Linked DNA regions of Mus musculus: region 2 is linked to region 1. A link is a loop called in an ENCODE intact Hi-C map of the cell type or tissue named here. Cell type or tissue: heart. All regions are shown on one strand. Each heading gives the region's core, and the rest is flanking DNA. Links, peaks and the distances in the headings are about the cores only. Region 1 has its middle 17 kb from the start of Gm20139. Region 2 overlaps Gm20139 (predicted gene, 20139).

Region 1 (9,557 bases), core at 4,073-6,572:
CAACATGAATTATTTCTAAAGCTCCAAGTTTATAGGAATCCATAAGATAACAAGTTAGACTTTTCAAGATTATCTAGGCGGCAGCCCATTGTGTGTTTGAGGACGGTGATCATTGCTGCCAACACAGAATCACAAACTTACTGAATTCATCATGAGACTTCCTCTTTACACTTTTTAACTTGACTGCCCAGTTCCCCAGCTTGAACTTTGTAGAATACAATGACAAAGTCATTGTGTCACAATGTTAATAAAGCTGGGTGACCAGGTGATAAGTACCCTGCATCAAATCGGCCACAGCTTGCACATCTACAGCGTTTGTGTAACCCTACATTCCCTCTGTGTATGTACACATGTATGTGTGCATGTACATGCATATGTATGTACACACATCTATATGTGTGCATTTGTGCCCATACATGTGATTGCACATGTGTGCATATATGTATATGTATGTGTGTCAGCACATGTAGTTTGTATGTGTTCATATGTGTATATGAATGTGTATGTATGTGAATATATACATATAAATATGTATATGTATTATACATGTGTGTGAATGTGTGTATGTGTGCATATATGTGTATGTGAATGTGTTCATATGTATGCATGTGAATTTGTGTATATGTATGTGAATGTATATGTTTATACATATGGTTGTGTATGCGTGTATGTGAATGTGTCTGAATCTGTATGTATCTGTGTGCCTGCGTATAAGTATGTGAGTTTCAGTGATACTTAGTAGAACAGCTCTTGTTCTAATTCTCAAAAGTGAGCAAGGAATTGGACCCCAGAACAGTGAAATTTTGTGAATGTCCTCCATATCCCAACATAGAGAAAAGCCACAAAAAGTGCCTCCCATATGGGGGGGGGGGCATCTGCAGGCTACCTGTACTACACATGCATCTGTGGGACTTTCAGAGCTCAGGACCAGCTTGTCTGCCTCCTGAGGACTCTGTGTCTTGTGCTTGTGCCTTTCTGTTCCTTCTCACCATGGGTCATGGGATTGCTGCAGTGTGCTCTGTAGTGTTTGCTTCCCTGGATTGCTAAATGTGCCCTGGCTTCTCAAGCTACTTTTGGAGAAGGACTTTGCCAGTGATCTCACAATCACTCCATTCTGTCAGGCACAAGGCTGAGCACAGACAGGGCTTTCCCTTCATTATCTTGCTCACCACAGAGACATAAAAGTTTTTTTTTTTTTAAAGTTTTGCTTGAAGCTATTTTCTTTCTTCTCAGCATATTCGTTTCCTGCCTAATGGTACACCTTTTCCTCCAAAGATCTCCCACCCCTGCCTGTTGCAGGATCCCTACAGGGCTCCCTTGAAGGACTTGTGTAACTACAAGTAACTTCACGGTGAAAATGTGACTATCAGACAAGGACTCTCAGAGGCACTTAGGGCAGCTGCCATTCCTCAGAGAGTGGCCTTTCAGGTTCTTTTGTGTCTTCTGAAACGTTTCTTCTGATCTTTCTTCAATGTGTTGCGTTGTTCAAACTGTAGGCAATGTTGCATTTTACACTATTTCCATTGCTGAGACAAATGCCCTGAATACTGTGTACATGATGAGCCATGGTAACTTTACAACTTACCACAAGCACCATACAGCTTTGTTAATTATGCTATGTACTTGTGCCTTTGATCTTCAGGGTATGTCACATATAAATACTTGGTTTCCTTGCAGATAGTAAATCAACATGCTAGGACCAGAGTTGTTTGTATTCCTTCCTTCCTTCCTTCCTTCCTTCCTTCCTTCCTTCCTTCCTTCCTTCCTTCCTCCATCCCTCCCTTCCTTACTTTCTTCCTTTTTTCTTTTACAACTGAGAAAACCAGAAAGAGACTGGTATTGGGTTACAAAGAGACCTTGTGTGTCAGAGAAATATAATCTTTGATCATTACTAGATAAAGTATGCATCACTGCAGATTACAAATGTGAATAACCTGAATTAGTCTTACTTTTGAGTCACTGAAACAGCACTTCCTGACCACTCCGGGAGTTTCCTTGGATGCTGTCCATTGCAATGCAAACATGCCTGACACCAATTAAGCCCTTGAGAAGAAATTCACTTGGGAGGAAATTTTATGGCCCCAGGAATTTTTCATTTCTTCTGTGATAGGTCAATGGGTATGAGAAAAAAAATGTAAGTAGGGGTATTCCATAATAGTCAGGATGATTGAAAAGAGACAGGTTAAGGACTTAGACGATTCTAGCCCTGAAGTGGTATAGTGTGCTTTTCTGTTCCTAGGAAGACGTCTGCTTTCTAAGTTTATGTCTTCTAGCGTCTATGGAAATGACTGCAGGAAATTAGGACAGAAATAAAGAGCAGAAGATTGGGAAGCTCAGAGGAAACCCTGCATCCTTTCCATCAGTTCCCACTTACACACTCCTTAGGGGCTTAGTCATTGGGTCCCAGCCCTTGCCTCGTTTGTTTGCATGGGACTGTGGGCATTCCCTGCAGGAATTTCTTTTCGTGTCATTGAGAATAGCGTGAGACAATTCCAAAACTCAAGCAAAGGATGATGACTAATATAGAACTCCTCAATAGGGAAATTTTACAAGGGTTCCGGCAGAGGCAGAAAATAATGAGCCTTACAGTCTGGGCAATTGATCACAGATTCATACAAAATAAACAGATGTAGTAGGAAAACTCATTTCTCAAAGAGTCTTGATAGCAATAATGTCAAGGTCCCCATGCTGTGTCAACAAATTCCCAGACTAGCCATTTTTAACTCAGAAAATATGCCAAAGCATGACAGAAACCCATATGCCTGGCAAAATAAATCTCAAATTAACATCTTTTCAATCAAGTTTATTTATTTATGTATTATCTACTTTATGTGTGTTCTGTCTGCATGTATGCATGTGAGCCATCTGTGCACCCTAGTGCCCTTGGAGGCCAAGAAGAGGGCATGGAAACCCCAGGAACTAGAGTTATCGGCAATTGTGAGCCACTACTGTGTGGGTGCTGGGAATCAAAGCTGAGTCGTCTAGAAGAACATGCAGTGTCCCAAATCACCAGGACATCTGTGCTGTCCCTGCAAGGAAAACTTAAAGCTCTGAAAACACATGTGTGCATCTGTACAGAAACCTCTGTCAAAGGAGGCAAAGCATATGGCCCTACGTGCTGGGCCCTTAGGTTGACAAAGCTGCTACTTCTCTTCCTCTGAGTACTTTCTGAGCTTCATCTGCTTATTTTTAAGATAGGAAAATACTTTTTTTTCTTTACCTAAGCTATTAGGAAATTCAAATGAGAAAACTAATTTGAACAAACTCTATAAATTATAAAACATTATTCAAATGTAACTTGTACCCATCATTCATAAGTCTATATTAATTTGCCCAGTCTATATTCCTTGATGCTCTGGTTAATACGTATAAAATACATGCAAGCCTTGTTCGTATCTGGAGTTAAAATTAAGAAGCAGGAATCTAAGGACACAGCTATAGGAGCCACCTTATTTTCTTTTCCTTTCAAGATAACCGAGAAGGCAGGATTCCTAGCAGACTCTTCACTCCCACTTACTCTACAAGAGATGCAACAATGACCTTATGGGATAACACAGAGTTCTGTATAGCTGAGGCCATTAGGACTGTGGATGCTGGAGCCAGACCATCAATCTGGGGTCGGATTCAGGATGGATCCTCACTGGCTGCTCATTCCTGGGAAGATTGCTCAGCATCTTTGTGTCCCATTTCCCTGCTGTGAGACAGAGATGGTGGTTGCTTACATAGAGCATGCTCCTTACATGTTACTATTTATAGTTAGAAAAGCCTCAGTGTGATAAGGTCTTTGTCCCTCCCCTTCATCTCTTAAATAGAACATTATCTTTCTTTCCTAATCCTTGGTTCTTTTTCTATTTTTCATTATCTTTCATCAGTTTTCAGTGTCCTCCCCCCACCCCCGGCACTTCTCTGGGCCAGGCTGGGATATGACGGCATATTCTCTCTCTAGACTTTTCCCACAGGTTGTTATAAAGAAACCGTTGCTTCTATGTCCAACCCATTGAACCCCAACAAACTTGGTTGCTTTTGCATTTGAACTACTGGATTGACTACTAGGTTAGACCCACTGTGTACCTCTGGGAATGACTTCAGCAATAAAAGGAACCAAGAAGGTTCTTTTCTCACGGAGTTGCTAAATTGACCTCCTTCTCAGAACTGAGCGATAAAGGGATGTGGGTTTTGCTTACTGGCCTCAAGCTACGTTAGACATTCATTTTTACAGATGCAGAAAAAGTGGAAGCCACAGGCAGACAGACAACTTTGTAAGGAGAGTCTCCTAGCATGTCTTAAACGCCAGACAAGCAAATTCTGCCAGGGTGTGAGGCCATCCAGGAATCCCCTGAGACATATCAAAGAGGTCTGTAAACATAAATCAGCCAGATCATCAAGTGTGAATGAAGATGTTACCTTAGACAAGCCGAGCACTTCAATTCACAATAGTGCGTTCATCTTTACAATCTCTTTTGAGCTACAGAGACCTACGAGTGAGTCAGGCCACATAATTCTTGCAGACAAAATGAATGTTTGAGAGAAGCTAAGTGACTACTAGAACTACACGGCTAGTGAGTGAGTGAAAGTGGGGACAGGATAGATTAAATTTCTCTACCTCATATTCTATGAAGCCACCCACAGCTCTGTCTGGTGAGCTGCTTTTATTGTCACCTTGAGAACCTGGAGTACCTATGAGGCACCCTGTCTGCATAGGCACACTAGCCTTAGGCTCCTAGGATCTGGCTTGCAGAAGACTTGTCTCCATGATTCCTCTCTGAAGAAGGAGAGAATGCATTTTTTACCCTGAAGTCTCACCTCAGCTTTCCTCTCATAACTTTACTTCCACTGATTCAGAGTTATGTGGAAGGGTAACGAATGGCCCCCTGGGAAACCAACTGTGTGCCTCTGCGCATGCTCTGTTCCTTGCCTGGCCCAAGAGGGCTGCTAAAGCATGAGCTAAATGGAAAACTGAAAACTCGGTGGCAAACAGCATGGAAGCTGATCTCAGACATGCTTGTGAGTAGTTTCTAAAGCAGAAGGTGAGGAGAAGGCAAACTTGTCCTATGGCCTGGCTGGCTTAGCTGTACGGCAATATACCCCATAGCGAGGCTTCGCACATTCGCTCTCCCTGTCCACATTTCCTGAAGTGTAAGAGTGGGATTTCATAGTTCCTGTAGCAATTCTCTTGGCAAACAAGGAAGATACTCTAAAGAGCTGCTGGTGCTCCGCCCTTTGCCTCGGAGACCAGGGAAACAATGGACCCCAGGAAACTGGAATTTCCCCAGGAATCTCAAGCTAGGAAAGGAAAAGGCTGGAGGCGCTTAGAGGGGGAGCTTGTCTCCTGGAAAGCAACTTCATACAGTTCTGACAACTTGTCAGACAATCTTGCAGTAAAGAGTGAAGCCTAGGCAGAGATGATGGGCAGAGCCATGCCTTGGGGGGGAGCTTTTTAAGATATATATATATATATATATATATATATATATATATATATGGAAAAGTGCTCTCTTCACACACACACACACACACACACACACACACACACACACACACACACATATGGAAAAGTGCTCTCTTGACCCTCAGATGGTCTGGCATATATTGGGTAAGGTAAACAAAAGTCAGATGTGTAAAGTCATCCACTATCAGTAGCGGTGATCCTATTGATTTTATTTTACCCTTTCTGAATCACAGTGCTCTATCATCTTTCGCCTTTCTAAAGTCCACGTGCTGGCCATGTAACCACTGAATCTTGACAGCATGGAGGAAAACTTTACCCTAATTTGGTTAGGTGTTTGTCAGGGACAGCACGCCAAGACCTGTGTGGTTTAGGATGGCGTTCTCATCGTCAAATTGCCTGACACCAGTGCCATTATGGTGTGTGGCATTACAGCCTCACAGTGAGTCCTGGAATAATTCTGGAACGTGAGAGCCCTACAGTCAGATCTTTTCCCTTCAGCTCAGGTAAGGAAGCGTCTGCTGCCTCTGGCACTGGAAGGCAGCATATAGGAGGCAACACTACCCCCAGGCTTACCACCTATGGATGTGTCAAAAGGCACAATGCGGTTGACAATGCCTGGCAGTGTGGGGATATGAGGGACAGCATCATCTACAAAGCATCTGGTTGGTTGTCTCATAAGGTCACTGATTCTATGCAAGAGAGCTCTATGTCATTGTCTTATGTTCTCCCAAAGGCTCCAGATACCTGCAAGTACCATCTCAACAACTGGAGATTTGACACCTGAATTTGGACAGGAGGGGAGAAGTCCACTCTTAGTAAACAACTTGGATCAACCAACAGGCAGAGATGCATGAGTGAGCATAGTCAGCCCTGTATCCCTGTGGTCACGTGGTTCCACAAAGTTGCCATGACAACTTTTATCAAGCTTGGTGCCACTAAAAAGAGAGATGGTGCATTTTAGAGTCTCTGGGGGTCTAAATAAGTTTTCCTTAACATTTTAAGTTCCTAACAAGTCATTTTTTTTAAAGGAGCTAACAGCAACAGGCATTTATCTCTACCACAGAAAGTAGTAAGTTATACAGGTCAGAGTTCAACACAATTCGGTATGTTTCTCCTAAGAGAAGCAGTTTATGGTCTCTGTGAAACAATTGTAATCACAACGCAGCTTCCACAGGGCTGAATCTGGGATTCATCTGGCAGAGTAGAGCTGAGCTTTGAGGTCCAGGAACTGCCAAAGGCAATGACGCACATTCAAAGAGAGGAAGCTGTTGTCTAACCAGAGCACATCCTCCTGGCATGCACAGCCGCTCTCCTCCCACTCCCACTCCCACTTTCATATTCTTGGTGCTTGGCTCACAACAGAGCCGTAGAAATGGCAGTGATGATGACAGATATTCTAGAGCATCAGATAAAAGTAGCATTTCCGAATCAGAGTTCTGATGTGGAGGCAGGTGCTCATAGACAGCTCCTGGTCTGGCGAAGAAAGACAGAAGTTAGGCCTCTTCTGCAGAACGAGTACCGAACCGGTGCAGCAGAGGCTACCGAGGAGCTGTAGGGTCTTTCTTTACCACTGATGGTCACAGTCACCAGCTCCTGAGGACTTCTTAGGAAAGTGAGTCCAGCACATATATTCCACATGGAGAACAAGCCAGCTACCTAATTCCAGGGTGACTGTGTGTGTGTGTGTGTGTGTGTGTGTGTGTGTGTGTGTAGGCTTATCTTATATTGTCATGTACTTGATAGGAAACCATTGGCCAGGTTAACAGCAATTAAGATGCATTTTAAAGATAATTGGCTGTTTGAATGGTGCAATGCCCATCGCTTCGCACTGTGAACGTCTGGAGGAATCTGTGTGAGCTGTGCCTGTTGTTGATCAGGTAGTGAAATATCATTGGACCCAGCCTTTTCAAAAGCTCCTATGAGGGAGGCACACTGCTGGTCTCTTAAAGAAAAAGGGGAATATTTCCAGTTCAGACTGCTTAGTGCCTTCCCAGTGAGATTATATTGAAATCTGTGCTTATCCCAGTCGTCCAAACTTGATGGAAGTTCAGACTGTTTGAGAGCATTATTTGTTTTCTGAAAGTGTACATTTCAGAATTTCTCTCTCTCTCTCTCTCTCTCTCTCTCTCTCTCTCTCTCTCTCTCTCTCTCTCCTTCCGTTATCTCAGTTTTAGTATTAGAAGGTAATTAAAAAGTTTGAAAAAATTAAAACAGTAAAAATGTTTTTCTTTTTCCTTTCTTATTCTTTTTGCTTGCTTTCTTGTTTGCTTGTTTTAATAAGGAAAAAAAAATAGAAGCCAGGTTCTACAGAAGTGAGCTAATGGTTATTCATGGCAAACTTTCTAAACTTATTCTTAAGCAAACATCTTGGGAATAAATTTTAAATGCAGTTGTCCCTATAGCACAATATGTGGTTTCACAAACAAGCAAAATCCCTAAATAAAGTAACAGACATTCTCCTGCTAGTTCGAAGTGAATACCGTATTCAGAAGAGAAACATACATAAAAATACTGTACTATTCAAACTCGCAAGGCAACAAACCTCTGTGCTAGAGGTTGTCTTAGCAGTAAGCAAGCTACCATCTTAACTCTTGTCCCCGTCTTCCAAGGGGCTCTGTCTCTGTGATAATTCCTGCTTCCAAAGTCTTCCACAGCTAAAAAGTGTAGTGTCCATGGTAGAGGAGGGGCTGCTGTAGAGGAGCCCATGTGTTCTGGGTGGATGATTGGGCCACAGAAACAAGTCATAGTTGTCGCCTCTCCACTGCACTTCATCTGCAGGGTTCATTTCATCGCTCTCAGGGCTTTACAAGTTACAGAGTTTAACACAGTTCAAAGGCAAACAGAACGCAGAGACAACCAACCCCCACAAGGCTGTCCCACAGTAATTGTCTTTGCCCATTTCAAAGTCTCTTGTAATTTTTCCCGATACTTAGCTGACTACAGATGAGAACTCAATAGGAGGCAAGGTTCATATCAAAGCATAATGTATATATACTTCCTCACCTTTGTATGTCTTCACTTTCCAAGGATACTTGTAGCACTAATTACTAGCATCAGTCCCAGTTACCTGTCGCCAGTGTTCTATAGAACTCATTATGTCTGAGACAAGAATGCAGAGAACTTGAAGCATTTGTATGCACAGCTTCAAGACCAGTACTGCGGGGGAGGTGGACACAGACTGAGGAATGGGACTCTCTCTCCCTATCCCAAGTGACAGTGATTATTCCACATGGAGGGAACCCCTGGGCCCATTTTAGTGAATGCTCTGTGTACTCTATTTGGAGCACTTCTCTCTGTGCCTGTGTCTTAGGTTCTTTCGGATCATGTCAAACATCACCTGAGCATAGGAAAGGAACTTAGCTCTTTCCGGTTGTGACCTTGCCCTAACAGTTTTCCTAGTCACTCACCAGCCTTCCAAATAGACACACCAGGCCAGATACTGGGCCAGGCTTACTGGAAATGAGTAGAAATGATCCTAAATCCTGTTAAATGGTGTATTTCCAGGGAGCTCCTGTCTGCTCCATGGACTTTTCCTAAGAGGTATATCAAATGCCTGCTCACCTGTGTTAGAGCACCAACAAAGGACAGAAGTAAGGATTTCATTACAGTCTAACTTTATGAATGAATGCCTTACTGAGCTTACTTAGTATATGAGGTGTTATTTAAAATATTGTCAGTGATGGCCCAAAAGACAGATCAGCAGAAGTTCTCACTCTAGCATGCATGACTGCTTTCCATAGCAGCACAGATGGGGTCCCCCTTCCTCACTACTTTGTATACTCTGTCATGTTCTCAGACTAACACGTGCAGCTTGGGGAAGAGTCATATACAAAAAGAAGTGTCTAGGACCTCAGGTGAAGGTTCAGTGACCCTCGTTACTTCCTTTTGCCACATGGAGATGTCAGGAGACCCAATCTCGAGTGTACCTTGCAAGTAGCCAGGGCTGCCCCAACGAAGAGGGTGACACCCGCTATGCTTGCAGAACAATGTTCTACAGTCCAAAGAAATAGAGTTGTATTATGGGGAAGTAGAAGGGTACTGGAGTCAAAAAATTCACACTTAATAGCTTATCTACTCCCTTCAAACAAATGGCTACCAACTGTGAACT
Region 2 (9,557 bases), core at 3,968-6,467, 51 kb before region 1:
GGTTTGAGACTGTAATTCTAACAAACTCCCAAGCTTGGGATGAGACTTAATTGTAGAATGCTTAACATGCCTGGAAACTTGGGTTTGATTCTCAGTGCCACATAAACTGGGCTTGATGGAACACATCTTTAATCTCAGCACCCTGGAGGCAGTAGATTCACTGTTAGGTACCGAGACAGAGATTAGCAATCTTGAGGGCCACTGAAGATGGACCTCTCCTCATGGACTTGGACCACACTCTTTCTTTCTCTGGTTGCACTAAAAAAAGGGAACACTTCCTTAAGACTTAAATTGCTACATGACAAGAATTGAGGTATCTGGGCTTTGTTGAGGCCCATTAATGGAAAGCTTCTTCCTTCTGCTCAAAAGAATAGAATTCCTGAGAGGTTAGTGATTTGGTGGCTCAAGGCTTTGACCCCAGAATTCTATAGATAGAAGCAAGTGGATCTCTGTGAGTAGTCCTTGCTGGCCTTGAACTCTCTCTCTGGAGACTACTCAAATGAGACCCTGTAGAGAGAGGGAAGGAGAGACAGAGATTCAGAAAGAGACAGAGACACAGAGAGAGACAGAGAGACACACAGAGAGACAGAGACACACATAGTTATAGACCAAGAGTGACAGAGAGACACACAGAGACAGAAACAGAGAGACAGAGACAGAGAGAGAAGAAATCCAAGTCTGTCTCTGGTCTGACATTCTAAGATGTCCCAAGCATCATCCTGTCATTAGCCAGGTCACATGTCCATCCCTGACTCCAAGAAAAGATGGTTCACCGGAAGTCACACTCAGAAAATAGGAGAGCTAAGACTCCATTTAATGAGATAATATCTTTATCCTCCCGGCAGCTCTACCCTTGAGGAGAGCTTCCACTGCAGAGCACCTTAGGGTCTGGCTGTCTTTCTGAGTACTAACTCAGAAAAGTCTAACTTTTCCTTCCCTTTTTTTTTTTTTTGTTCTGTTGTTGCTGTTTTGTTTTTGTTTGTTTGTTTTAGAAACTGGCTAAAGCCACTCTTTCTCTGAAGCTGCCTTCTATCTAGTGACCACCTCCTGACCCCATTGCTGCACAGGCCGGAACTTAAAAGGCATGGCTTTCTATCCTCTTCATCTCCCACTTCTTGGCAACTGCGAAGAATCACAGTTCACAGGGGAAGGGAAAGGGGGGAGAGGTTTTTGGAGGGGAAACAAGGAAAGGGGCTAACATTTGAAATGTAAATAAAGAAAATATCTAATTTGAAACTCAAGAAGAATGAAGATCAAAGTGTGGACACTTGCCCCTTCTTAGAATTGGGAACAAAACACCCATGGAGGAGTTACAGAGACAAAGTTTGGAGCTGAGACAAAAGGATGGACCATCTAGAGACTGCCATACCCAGGGATCCATCCCATAATCAGCCTCCAAACGCTGACACCATTGCATACACCAGCAAGATTTTGCTGAAAGGACCCTGATATAGCTGTCTCTTTTGAGGCTATGCCAGGGCCTGGCAAACACAGAAGTGGATGCTCACAGTCAGCTATTGGATGGGTCACAGGGCCCCCAATGGAGGAGCTAGAGAAAGTACCCAAGGAGCTGAAGGGGTCTGCAATCCTATAGGTGGAACAACAATATGAACTAACCAGTACCCCGGAGCTCTGGACTCTAGTTGCATATGTAGCAGAAGATGGCCTAGTCGACCATCATTGGGAAGAGAGGCCCCTTGGTCTTGCAAACTTTATATGCCTCAGTACAGGGGAATGCCAGGGCCAAGAAGTGGGAATGGGTGGGTAGGGGAGTGGGGGGGGGGTGGAGGGTCTGGGGGACTTTTGGGATAGCACTTGAAATGCAAATGAAGAAAATACCTAATTAAAATAAATAAATAAATAAAAGAATCACAGCTCACCTCCTTTGTTGTTCTTTCTCAAACTCTAATAAAATTGTGAGCTTTTCTGAGAGTCTGTTTCTAAATTATTTTATCAATAAGACTAAGAACTCAAAAGTGGGATGCTCCAATTTCCCTAGTAACCCTCGAGGAGCACAAAGGGATCCTTCAGTTTCTATGGCTTCAGCAGGAGATCAGAATTCAAGGTAATCCTGGTCTATATAATGAGTTTGAGGCCAGCCCAAGTTGTATGTATGACACCCTGTCTCAGAAATAAACAATACAAAACTGAAAACAAAAACTTGTGTTTCCCCATAACCCTCAAGCTGTTGGCCTCGAGGAGGCGCACTTCAGTGTCTTCAGCCTTTTGTGAAGTGTAGCAAAGTCACTTTGTCCACATAGTAGAGAAAAGCATTCGACATCACATTTGAGTTTAGGCTTTAGTTATTGAGTAGATAACCTTGACCAAAAGTTAGGAGGCGGGAAAGACAGCAAATTTTGTTAGTTCTACTACAAAAAACAAAGTTAGAAAAATCAGGTTATACTTGGGTCATGGAGACTTTGTGGTGGACAAAGCAAAAGAAGGAAGAAACGGAAAATTATTTGTCCTTTTGTCTCAACCAGTACAAGAAGAGAAAGAATCTAGATGCAGTTTGACCCTGTGGGGCAGAGAACCTGACATTGATCTTGGAGCACAGATAATGTCCAGGAGGACTGTGGCCGACTGCCCTCCCAGATAAGGGAAGAGCCCATGCAAATGAAGACAACCTTCACAGAAGTGGAAAAACTAGTTCCCTGAGTGCATTTGCTTAGAGAGCTCCAATTGGTTGGTGTCTGGGAAGTATTTGTGTAGTACATTAAGGGCTGAGATCACCAGAGGGGAATTTAATCATGTAAAAGCATGCTGTGGTGGCCAGGAGTTGAGCTCTAGCCTACCACACCTGTGTGTGACTTTGGTCAGAGTCTGGAACTCAGACCTGGAGGGTCCATGCTGTTATTATCTATTCTGTCTGCCGTCTTTGTGTAAAAGGAGGTCCACAGTTAGGAAGACACCGTGGTCCCTAAGCTGGCTGATTTCAAATTATCTTACTGAAATGGCACATGGCTCTCATCCTAATCTACTCTTAGAGGCTTGGGTCGGGAGAGCCAGGCTTCCAGGGCTGAATCATAACTAACTTCACCTTAGGGAGCATCCTGACCTTGAACAGGTCCCACAGCCTTGTTCTCTTTCCGTTTCTTCATCATTGAGAGCATAGCACTAGTGGGACCTGTCTTGTACCCTTTTAAAATGAAGGTTAACTAAGCTAAGAGTCATACTGTCCTTAGAAAAATGCCAACCCGTTAAATACTATATAAACATTTAGTAAATACAGCTAGGACTTACAGACTTCTAGAGACCTGTGAACACATTCCCCAAAGTCCGCAATTCTTAATTGAAACCTTCAGCGCTATTGCTGCACACACATCTGGGATACTCTGGGTACGGGCCTTGTGTTCATCCCTGTGCAGATCTTTGTGCTGTGTCTGGCAGGCAACAGCAGCTCTGTACTAGGCTGTGAGGCTTGCCTCGGCTTAACTCCCGGATTCTTCCCATTTTCCCCAACAGTTTAAGTCAATTAAGGCCAGCAGCTGGGCAGTGCTCCTTCTTAGGGGAGGGTGGGGTCTCAGTGTTGCTTTCTAATCTCACAAAGTTATTGTGTTCATTTGAAACAGTATAGCAAGCATGTGATATGTCTCAAGTTAGAGAAGGTGCTACAATGTTTCTCAGTATGTATCATCATTATGCAAATGAGTACCATGTATGGAAATTTGGGATCTAGATTGCCTTCCTGTATAGTATGTGACAATGGGCCTGTCTGCCAGGAAATAGAAGACTCAGAATTCAGCCTGCCTTTTCTACTATAGACTGAGGGAAGTAAGGGGTGTGTATGTGTGCAATCTTCCCCCACCTCTCGGCCCTGAAACTGCCAAGAGATTCTGTTTGTATAGCACACAGGTGCAAGTGAGAGCCTGACCATACAATGACAGGGCAGAACTCAACAGGAAGCCAGCGCGGGTAAAAGATGGCTTTCTTTTCTCACTGTCTCTGTCTCTGTCTCTCTCTCTCTGACTGTCTGTCTCTCTCTCTTTCCTCCTTCCTTTCTTTTGCTTTCTTTCCTCCTTCCTTCCTTCCTTCCTTCCTTCCTTCCTTCCTTCCTTCCTTCCTTCCTTCCTTCCTCTTCCTTCCTTCCTTCCTTCCTTCCTTCCTTTCTTTCTTTCTTTCTTTCTTTCTTTCTTTCTTTCTTTCTTTCTTTCTTTCTTTCATAATTACATAATTTTATTGAAAATCTATTCTTTTCTCATATAATACATCCCGACTATAGTTTTTCCTCCCTCTACTCCTCCCAGATTTTCCCCATTTTCCTTCCCCTCCAGGTCTACTCCCCTTGTGTCTCTTGTTACAAAAGAATAGGGTTCTAAGAGATCACAACCAGATATGACAAAATAAGATAAAATAAGATGAAGCAAAAACTTTCATATCAAAGTTGGGTACAGCAACCCAACAGTAAAAAGAGTCCTAAGAGCAGGCACAAGAGTCAGAGACTCTCTTGTTTTCATAGAGGTCCCATAAAAATACTAAGCTAATAGCTATAATACATATGCAGAGGACCTGGTGTAAACCCATGTAGGCCCTGTGTTTGCTGCTTCAGTCTCTGTGAATTCTTATGAGCCTTGCTTAATTGAGTCAGAGCGCTGCGTTTTCTGTTGCTCTTTATCCCCTCTGACTCTTACACACTTCTGCCTCCTGAGAGATGTCCTGAGCTCTGAGGAGAGGTGTTTTAGGTAGGGATTCTTTTGTTGTGACAAAACACCATGGCAGAAAAGCAAGTTGGGGAGGAAAGAGTTTATTTGGCTTACACTTCCAGATTATCGCCCATCATTGGAGGAAGTCAGGCCAGGAACTCAAGCAGAGCTGAAACCCGTAGGCAAGAACTAACGCAGAGCCCATGGAGGGGGGCTGCTTACAGGCTTGCTTCTCCTGGCTTGCTCAGCCTGCTGCCTTATAGAATCTAGGGCCACCAGGGATGGCACCACCCCCAATTCCTCACCGAATTGATCACTAATTGAGGAAAATGCCTTACAGCTGGGTCTTATGGAGGCGCTCCTCCACAGAGCCTTCTTCCTCTCTATGACTCTAACTTGTGTCATGTTGACACACAAAACCAGCTAACAAAAACAAGAGGGATTTGATGGAGACCTCCAATTTAGATTCTCTCTTTGTGAAATGTCCGGTTATGGGTCTCTGCATTGCTCCCATATGCTGCTAGAGGAAACCTCTCTGATAATAACTAGGTAAGGCACTGATCTATGAGTATAGCAGAATATCATTAAAAATCAATTTATTGATTTTTTTTTAGATGGGTAGTGTTTGGTTTAATCCTAAGTCTCTGGGCTATCTAATCTCTGATTCTTGGTCACTCAAGCAGTATGGGGTATGTGTTGGTATCAGGACCTCTGAAACCTGTGACATCACATAGGTGGGACCTGCAGACCTGTTGCCAAGACAACAGCCACCATATTCCCAGAATTCACTTAGCTCACCTCCCACCTTTATCTGTGTTACGTCATTATTCATATATATAAAAGGAGAATGCCCCTTCCCTCCCTCTCTCTCTGTACCCCCCTCTCTCCCCCTCCTTTTCTTTCTGCTGCCACCTTCCCCCTCTCTCTCCTAATAAACCTCTTACAAGTGGAACTGTTTTGGCCTGGTATGCTGTGTTCAGATGCAAGCTGCTATTCTAACACATCAGTATGGGTTCCTTCTCATGGAGAGAGCCTTATGTCATATTAGGCATTGGTTGGTTACTCCTGTAACTTCTGTGCCATCATTGCCCTATCATATTTTGCAGGCAGGACAGATTGTACGTGAAAAGTTTTGTGACTGTGTTACTGTCCACATTTTTCTTTGGGTAGTCTACAGAGTACCTTCCTGCACAAAAGAGACTGGAATGTAGGGACGAAGGCTCCAGGTAGGCACCTGCTTGACGTCTCCATGTTCAATGACTTGAATGAATGCTGTCCTGAGCAGTGAGGCCCACATTTCAGTTTGCAGAGAACAACCCCTATGTCTTAGCATCAGCTTGGGGATTTCCATAGGACCCTCTTGGTCAACAACTCAATTAAGTACAACCTAGTCCCTCCACTGGAATCCTTACCTCACTACAAAAGACGGCCAGTTGAGGCTCCATATCTTCCATTACTAAAAGTCCTAATTAGGATCACCTTCATGGATTTCAGGAAATTTTCATTGCACTAGGTTTTCATACCATTCCCAAATGCCCCCTGATTTAAGCCATTTCTAACTACACAAACCGTCTGTCTCCTACCTGATCTCTCTTGTTCCTGTCCCCACCCTCCCTCAGTTTCATCTGTAAAATCTATTCTATTTCCCTTTCCTGGGGAGACCCATGTATCCCTCTAGACCCCACTATCTAACTTCTCTCTGAATCTACAGATTATAGCTTGGTTATCATTTAATGGCTAATATCTACTTATAAGTGAATACATACTATATTTTTCAGAAAGAGAGCTTTCAGAGTTCCAGCCCAACATCACAAAGTCAAGGGCAAGAGCTTGGCTTGAAGCTAATAATATATCCAACACTAGAGTAAGATAGATGCTCTCACACTGGATTTGAAAGTATTGGATTAGATCAATGTGTGAAAGTCCTTACAGAATGTGTTAAATCAAAAACAGTACAACTAACAAAGTATGGCCACACAAAGTCTTACCTCTGTGGTAAATAGAGGGTTAATTTTCTGCTTGAAATTTAATGTTCCAAAAAAATGGAAAAGAACTTGGCGCATCAGAGGTACATGAGAAGGTCAATGTGGCTGAAGTGCAAGGAGGTGCCTTGGTGAGTTTGGAGAAGATGCAGCTCATCTGTTTGGACTTCATTCTGAGGTCAACAGGAAGCCATTGGGGGATTTAAACAACAGAATGGTGTATCTCACCTTGACTTTCGCATTAAAGGTGGTGACTGATTAGATGTAGGTGGCTGTATTTAAAAGATCACTGCAGTATTTATCATGTGTCTCTCCAGAGGGAGCTATTCATAGAACTAGATAAACTATGATGCTTAGATAGGGGCAAGAGTGGAAAAGCTAAAAAGAATGAGATTTGAGATTTGTTTTGAAAGTATATTGCAAGATAATATATCCAACACTACATAGAGTAAGATTTAGAAGAAGAAAGGACTTAAGACAAAAGAGTGAATGTGAAGGAACTAAAAATGATGTTAAAGAGTGATGGAGATAAGAGTCATCAAAAGTACCTATAACATGTAAAAGAGCTGCATTGTAAAAAGAAGCTACACTGAATGACAAGTCACAAATGTGTCTCTGCTAAAACCAGAAAATTCTACTTGCAACTATTGGAAGGAGAGCCATGTGTGCTCTTCTTTACAAGCATCCTTGGGGTAGCCACTGCCACTTAAAAATAGTCAAATCTTCCAGGGAGGATTTCTGAGGGGAATCTGTGGGAATACTTATAAAATTTCAAGGCATATACAAACTAATTCTTTTGCTATCGTTACGACATCTAAGAGAAGAAACAGCCTTCATTGGTGATGATCAGCAGATTTTTAGAGGTGATGGTGACTCAGAAAAAGAAAGAGTAAGGATCAGAATCCATGGGGAAATAAAAGTTGAATCTTCATCTGAATTATTTCAACTGAACAGATATGATAATTACCTGGAACAAATGACCCAGCTGCAGGCTGCACTAATCCCATGTGCATACTGATGTTACACAGAGACATTGAAGTAGTGCTCCATGCTTTCATTTCTCTGTGTGGATGATTTCATGGGCATCATAATAAAATCTTAAACCAGGTGGATTAGACTGACAAACCTGCAACTACCTTCACTATAGACTTTAAACTGAGAAAGGAAAACTGTACCTGTCAAAGAAAAGTGAAATCTTCTCATTTGATTTCAGAAAGCCCCCCTGATATTAATAATGATATGTGAAGTTATTAACTCCTACAAAGAAAGGTTTTTTTAGTATATAAACTCTCACTCATTGAACTTGATCATAGAATGAGAGGTTTCTAACCTTTGATTTTCAATATATAGGAACAGTCTAAGTTTTCTGTCATGTAAAAATCCTAGCTTATGATGGCTGTAAATGACCCTTCAGGAGGGTCACAGATGGCATGTCAAATGTGTTGATGGAGACACTGATGAGCAATTCAAGAGACCTTTTGATTGTTTTTGAATTCCCCTCTGTTGTCACAAAATTTCTAGTGACACAGCCTTAGCATAGCGTCAATGCCCGAGCCTTGTTTTTATATGAACCACACTTGGGTAATGGTCTATTCATTCTTAGGGATGAAATGAGTTCATATTTACAGTGGGCTTAGGATGTGCTACCTAAGTGTGAGGACCAACAGACCTGGATGACGTGGTGGGAGGTTTTGTTTGGGTTTTAGCTCTTCACAATGAACCACAGAAGGATGTGGGTAACTTGATAAATAGGGTGCCCTATGAGCAAATGTTTTTTTCCTCTGTATTTATGCAACTATGCTAGAACCTATAACAAAGGACATGAAGAAACCTAACATGCAAAGGAGTTGGCATATTATTTACTTATATTTATAAAGAAACTATCTTATGCAAAACGGTTTGCACTTTATTTGTAGAAGGAATGTAAAAACTGTGAAATATAATGGTTTATGTTGAAGTCACTTCTAGCCTTTCACAAGAGAAGAATATTACTGAGAAAGCTGGGAGGTGGTACCACTGGAATGTCACAAAAACTAAAACTTCCTGGCTGTGGGTTCCAAGTTATAATTCCAAATTTACAACCTAAAAAATGTTTTAAAGTCCTAACAGTGTTCCAGCAAGGAAGAAGCCTTGGGCCATACACGGGAGCACAGGTCTCACTGTGCAAACAGCTTTCGCTCTCTATCGAATCATGGAGAGACTGCCTAGCTGAGTGTGGAGAGCAGCAGAGGTGTGTCTTCATCCTAACATTCAATAACTTAGTATTTCCCTAGAGAGACAGCATAAAGTACTAAAAAGAAAAAAACCTGACCATCCATCTCCACTTCACAAAGCACATAGGGAGTTCTTGGAATCATTCCTTTCTACCAGCCTAAGTTAGGGAAGTTTTCTGTGTTAGGCAATAGAACAATCACGCAACAGTAACTTGTTTCTCAGGCTCCCCTTCTGACTTATTTAATCATTTGCAAGAGTGAGTGTAGGGTACTCCACTATTGGTAATGCCAACCATGAATGCTAGGATTTAACCCATGTTTATTTATTCTAATAGGTAGTGATGATGATTCTATTGCTACAAAATGCAATGTGCAGTGCCTCTAAGGAATTGGGTCATTGACAATCAGTTATGCATACATTATGGTAGTAAACATATTTTAAATAACAACGAATCATGAAATACAGTTCTGGCTCCCATCAACTTGAAAGTATCTAAAGGTCTAAAGTCCAGGCTACCCTGGAAATGTGCTTAATTGTCTGTTACAAGCCTGCATACTCATTTTTATTTTCTTAGCTTTCACTTCCTTCCGTTTTCTTTAAATGTCAGAAAGAAGATGAGAAGTCACTCGGAGAAGGAGCTAATTATAGCACATAAGCATTCTGGAGAAGGCAGGAAGAAGAGGAAGCCACATGACGACAACTCTGAGAGTGGAACTGT

What was found. Peaks named below come from ENCODE experiments on the same cell type or tissue, not always from the same donor. Only the 100,000 strongest peaks of a DNase experiment are listed, where the experiment ranks them.
Region 2: a loop joins it to region 1, with 4 times the contacts of the local background. A loop is called at or near these places in 5 of 42 quality-filtered maps.

What each region holds. Positions count from the first base shown.
Region 1 is chr10:19,119,571-19,129,127 of GRCm38, reverse strand. No RefSeq gene overlaps it. Among named protein-coding and RNA genes, the nearest start is that of Gm20139, 17 kb to the left of the region's middle. In heart, for the core only: no CTCF peak of the experiment used is centred there; a DNase peak (open chromatin) is centred at 5,227.
Region 2 is chr10:19,170,732-19,180,288 of GRCm38, reverse strand. All of the region lies in intron 2 of Gm20139 (predicted gene, 20139), which reads right to left. Among named protein-coding and RNA genes, the nearest start is that of Gm20139, 34 kb to the right of the region's middle. In heart, for the core only: no CTCF peak of the experiment used is centred there; no DNase peak of the experiment used is centred there.